Linked DNA regions of Homo sapiens: region 1 is linked to region 2. A link is a contact called in ENCODE Hi-C data. All regions are on one chromosome and are shown on one strand. Each heading gives the region's core, a stretch centred on a gene start or an enhancer-like site at or near the end of the contact. The rest is flanking DNA. Distances are from core to core; before and after follow the strand shown.

Region 1 (2,700 bases), core at 161-2,660, 340 kb before region 2:
GCCTCGACCTCCCAAAGTGCTGGGATTACGGGCGTGAGCCACCATGCCCGGCCCACGCCCGGCCTCTTTTTTAAAATACAGACAGTGTCTCGCCATGTTACCCAGGCTGGTCTTGAACTGGGCTCAAGCAATCCTCCCGCCTCGGCCTCCAAAGTGCTAGGATTGATGACAGGCAAGAGCCAATGCACCTGGCCCCTTTAAAACTTTTTTTTTTGAGGCAGAGTTTCACTCTTGTTGCCCAGGCTGGAGTGCAATGGCACGATCTTGGCTCACTGCAACCTCCGCCTCTCAGGTTCAAGGGATTCTACTGCCTCAGCCTCCTGAGTAGGTGGGATTACAGGCGCCTGCCACCACGCCCGGCTAATTTTTTTGTATTTTTAGTAGAGACGGGGTTTTACCATAATGGCCAGGCTGGTCTCAAACTCTTGACCTCAGGTTATCCGCCTGCCTCCGCCTCCCAAAGTGCGGGGATTACAGGCGTGAGCCACCATGCCCGGTCCCCTATAAAACTTTTAATGTCTGGATAATATTTTACTGAATGAATGTCTCCTGCTTTGCTTGCCAATTCCCTATCGATGGATATTTAGGTTGTTTTCAACTTTTCACATCATTACAAACAATCTCATGTTCATTTTTTAACATAACAACGTTTATTTATTTGGAATACATTTTTGTTAGTGGAATTGCTGGGTCATTGACAAATTGTCTAGGTCTAATTAAACATGTTCATACTGTGTACCAAGAGGAGATGTAGCGTGGATGGCACCAAAGTCAGGGAAGTCTTTCCGGCTCCTGGTCTGCTGGTCTGCCCTTTTGAAGGCCTTGGAGTGTTACAGCCATACCCTGGCCTTTCCCAGGCTTTTCTTTCCCTGGCACGGATGCAGTGTGTGCGGTCAGAGCTGGCGAGTTCGAGACTTGTCCGAACCATCCACCCGCAGCCAGGCCCCGCTGCAGAGGCTGCGGTGGCCCTCCCAGCCCCTGGGAATCTATCCCCAGGTCCCCTCCCCGACCGCGGGAGGGCGTGTTAGGGGAGCAGCTTAGGCAAGCGACGATTGCACCATCCACGTTTTGAAAAGAAAGTCCGGGGAGCGCAAGGAGGAAACTTTTACAATCCAAAGGTTGAGCCCCAGCATCCATACTCGGCCCCTGCAGCGATCCTTCCACTCCTGCTCGCTGGGTTCCGATCCCTTCCCTTCCACCCCGTCTCGGCCGAACCCTGTGCTGGGCACTGGCCCTTTAAGGAGCTGTCACGATGGCGTCGCTGGCCCCGCCCGGCGGGGAGGGCCGAGAGGCAGGGGAGGGGTTGGTGGTGGCTGCGGGCAAGGGGAAGGCGGGGGGGGCTGGGGGGGGGGTCTGGGTCTATTTTTAGCTCCGGGTCGGGTCACGTGACGGGAGTGACGTCTCCGAATGTTGTTGTTGGTGGCGGCGGCGAGCGGAGCCGGAGGAGCCGCCGCAAAGATGGAGGAGCCGTCGAGGAGGTGCTGCCGCCGCTGCCGCCGCCGCTGCTGCCGCCGCCGCCCGCGAAGCCGGAGCTCGAGCCGCAGCGGGTGAGCGCGCCGCCCCGGCCCAGATCCCATCTTCCCCGGACCCCGGGACGCGAGGCGGCGCCCCCTCCTCCTGCTGTCTCTGTCCGCGGGCTCCCAGCGCGCGCGCCGCGCTCCGCGCCCCCCTTCCTTCCTCCCGGCCCTGGGAGCCAGCCGGCGCCCCCCGGGAGCATCGGCAGCCCGTGAGCGGGACATCGGGGTTGCTGCGCGCGCCCCTCCCTGCCCCTCCCAGACAGGGGCGCCTTCCCTACAGGTAAGGGAGGGGCCCGCCTTCTCGCGCCCTGCGCCCCCAAATGGCTCGGAGACCGGCCGGGGTTGTCTGATTTGCCCCTTCCCTGGCGGCGCATGTTGCGTTGCAGAGCCATTTGAGCCCTGCACCCGGATTCTGTGCAGACCCCTCTTCGCTGGACACCCCTTTCTTGGTACTCTGAGGTGAGGGGTGCTGTCCACCCAGAGCGCTTCTCCCCATAGCTACGAACGCATCCTTGATTTTATGTCCTTGACTTCCGTGCATGAGGAGGGGGACTGCGGAGTCCACCTTACTTCTCTCTCCCATTATTCTCACCCCGTCTCCTGTGAGGCGTTACTGCGTTTGTTGCCACCCTCTTCTCCTGTCTGACACCTTGGAGCCAGGATGCGAGAGCTAGGAGATGAAATGGAGCTCCCCCCCAACCCCTTCTTGTCTTGGGTGGATGCCCCCCATTTTTCATCCTGGATCTGTATCTCATGGAAGCGGGGGCACTACCAGTGCCTTATTAACTTGGGGGGAGTCAGCTTCTCCACCCCACCCTTCCCTGGGGCCCTGGGGAAGATGAGAACTGGCTGGGTGTAAGTAATTAATCTGGGAGCTTGGTGGGGGCTGTTGAAGTGGGGAGGTTGGGTGCTTCCTTTGGGAGAGGAGATGACCACTTGATACCCCTGGCTGATACCCCTTCTGAAATGAGGTGTGTCCCTAAAGAGGAAAGGTAACAGCTGCAGTTGCTTTTAGGAGGGTGCAAAAGGGACCCATCACTCAGTCAGTGACCACCATGCTTTTGGGATCTGGGATTAGATTTGGAGCTTGGGGAGGTGGTGGTGATTGGTTTCAGTGTCCAACTGGGAGGGGAGGATGGAGCCAGATTATGGGAACAAAAGGAGGTGGGGGGGAGGGTGAGAT
Region 2 (2,700 bases), core at 72-2,571:
GTTTTTAATGCTAACCTCGGCTCAAGTCAAGATGAAGGTCAAGGAACTCGAAAGCTTTCCCCGCTGCTTAGAATGCAGATGCTGCCAGCCAACACCAGAAGGAAAGAAGTGGTGCACCGGGAGGGGTGGGCAGGCACGGGGTGGGGTGAGGGATACAGAAATTCCAGCCTTGGTTACACATCTTGGGCTATCAGCTAAGTAGTCTCCACTGCAATAGCTCCCCTGAAGGTGCAAGACCACAAGTTTTGGAGGAGGAGAAAGTTGACCCTAATGATAATCGGATCCAATTCCTTTTGCAAATGAGGAAACTGAAGACCACAGCAGCAGCAACGTTACTCAAGAACCAAGTTGGTGGCAGGGCTGGGCTCAGGATGTGGGGTTCCTGAATTCAAGGCCAAATTTGCCCTTTTGCAGGAAGGAAACTGCCAGTTTTTCATGGCAGTAGGGGAGGGCAGCTTTCCTCCAGTACAGAGACTATCTTTTGTACTTAGTGGGAGTTCAGGAAATGCTGAGTGGCTTATGGTGGGCTGGCATCTGCTCCAGGAAGGGCTGCAGGAGTCTGATTTATCTCCACCCCAGCACAGGGTATAGCACCCACTGGGTGCTCAACGCATTTGTTGATGAAGGACTAACACCTATTGAGTGCTCGCCATGCAGTGCTGGGTGCCTTCTTTGAATGTCACATTTAACCCTTCCAGCAACCCTAGAATTAGGTACCATTACTATCCCGCTTTTTTTTTTTTTCCCTGCAAACAGGCTCAGGTTAAGTAATTCCTCAGAATTCCAAACCTGACTGCTTTTAAGCACGACGATGACTCTCAATGAATGTTGAAAGCAGATGCGCCCCAGAGTAGGGCTTCTCAGACTTTGACCGTAGGGACCTCCTGGGGTCCGTAAAATGTCCACTCTGATCCAGCAGGGCTGGGCTGGGGCGGGGATTCTGTCAAGCGCCCGGGTGGTGCCTCCACTGCAGGGAGCCGCTCACGAGCCGAACCCGGCGGTCCCTGTAATCATGAAAGACTGAAGCGACCCCTAGGTGTACCTCCGCCACGAAATGTTTATTGGGCCCTGCATTTAATTCAGGGAAGGAAGTTACCGCGCTTGCCAGTTTACAAAGATACACAAACGGCCTGGACCGGGATGGGGCGAGGACCCCTGAGACTCCAGGGCGGTGGCGTCTTCCCCCCGGGACGCGCCCAGGAGTGGCGCGCGGGGCCCCCGCGTCACGGCGCCCGCGCTCCGCAGCTCCCGGAGCCCGGCGGGCCCGCCCCAGGGGCGGGACGGGGCGGCTCCCGGCGCGAGCCCCCGCCCAGCTGATCCGCCGCTCTCCGCCTCGCTTGCTCCTGCCGGGCGTGCAGGGCCCCGCCGCCGCCATGTCGGGCTCGTTCGAGCTCTCGGTGCAGGATCTCAACGACCTGCTCTCGGACGGCAGCGGCTGCTACAGCCTCCCGAGCCAGCCCTGCAACGAGGTCACCCCGCGGATCTACGTGGGCAACGCGTGAGTCCCTTTCGCGAGCCCGGCCCCGCCGTCCCTCTCGGGACGCCCCGCCCACCCGAGGCTGGGGTCGGGGTGTCGCGAGTCTTGGGTTGGGGGAGCCCGGGCGCGATGGCCCCTCCGGGAGCCACAGCGGGGGCTTGGGAGGGGCCTGGAGTCGACGCCTACCCCCGCGCGTGGGGCCAAGGAACTGGAACCCTGCCTGGCCGGGCGCGGCCCTTCCCCGTGGCGGGGTGCACGGAGCCCGGGTGGCGCCTGCCCGGGTCCCAGCCGCCACCCGCTTGGGGCTTGGCCTTGGGCGGGGTCGGGGCTACCATGTTCACTTAACAGGTGACCCTCGGTCGCCCGGCCGGTCTCCTGCCCGCGCGTCATGTGACAGCTGCCTGGTTCTGCAGTGAGGTCACCGCGGAATGTCTGCCTTCGCCGCCATGGCAACGGGCCGACGTCACAATTCGGGCATGGAATTTTCCCGGCCCGGCAGTCCCGGATCAGGGAACCTAAACACCCCAAATGAGCGAGTCCGGGGAGCTGGGCCGGGATTTCCAGGCCCCCACCTTCCAGATGTGATTTGATTTACAGGAGATTCTAGAACGGTCCAGTGATAACCCCCCTAAGGACCTGAGCCACCACCTAGAAAAGGCTCTTGACCTTTCACCCCCAGGCTCTGTCACCCAGGCTGGAGTGCAATGGCGAGATCTCGGCTCACTGCAACCTCTGCCTCCTGGGTTCAAGCAATTCTCCTGCCTCAGCCTCCCGAGTAGCTGGGATTACAGGCGCCCGCCACCACGCCTGGCTACTTTTTGTATTTTTAGTAGAGACGGGGTTTCACCATATTGGCCAGGCTGGTCTCTTGGCCAGGCTGGTCTCAAACTCCTGACCTCATGATCCGCCCACCTCGGCCTCCAAAAGTGCTGGGATTACAGGCGTGAGCCACCGCACCCGGACAGTAAGAGATTTTTTTTAATTTAAATTTTAAATTTTTTTTCTAGTAAGAATGTCTAATCAGCAGGAAAGAACCAGTGTTAACATTCTGAGATGTGAAATAGGAGCCTCAAGAAAGAATATATTAGCATGCCTGTACAGCCTTGGAAAGCCTCAAGTTGGATTTTCACGATACTCTGAGGACCCAGTTACCAAAATCCTAAGCTTCATGGCTCAGCCCAAGGATGGCATGTTGAAAACTCAAAACTAACCCTCCTCCCATT

The links. Hi-C counts contacts between places; a loop is a spot of excess contacts on that map. Pooled maps may share reads with other maps.
Region 1: a loop to region 2 is called in a pooled map, with 6 times the contacts of the local background. The contact joins the promoter of HDAC5 here to the promoter of DUSP3 in region 2. A Hi-C loop is called at or near these places in 1 of 168 maps with a recorded cell type or tissue (gastrocnemius medialis) and 8 of 50 pooled maps.

Annotation. Positions count from the first base shown.
Region 1 is chr17:44,122,351-44,125,050 of GRCh38, reverse strand. HDAC5 (histone deacetylase 5) reads left to right here and starts at 1,410. Exons shown (of 27, transcript NM_005474.5): 1 at 1,410-1,547. RefSeq lists an enhancer at 1,049-1,208 and silencers at 1,299-1,358, 1,429-1,528, 1,579-1,718.
Region 2 is chr17:43,777,598-43,780,297 of GRCh38, reverse strand. It overlaps DUSP3 (dual specificity phosphatase 3), which reads left to right and starts at 1,321. Exons shown (of 3, transcript NM_004090.4): 1 at 1,321-1,498. The coding sequence starts at 1,374. RefSeq lists a silencer at 1,141-1,830 and an enhancer at 1,763-2,057.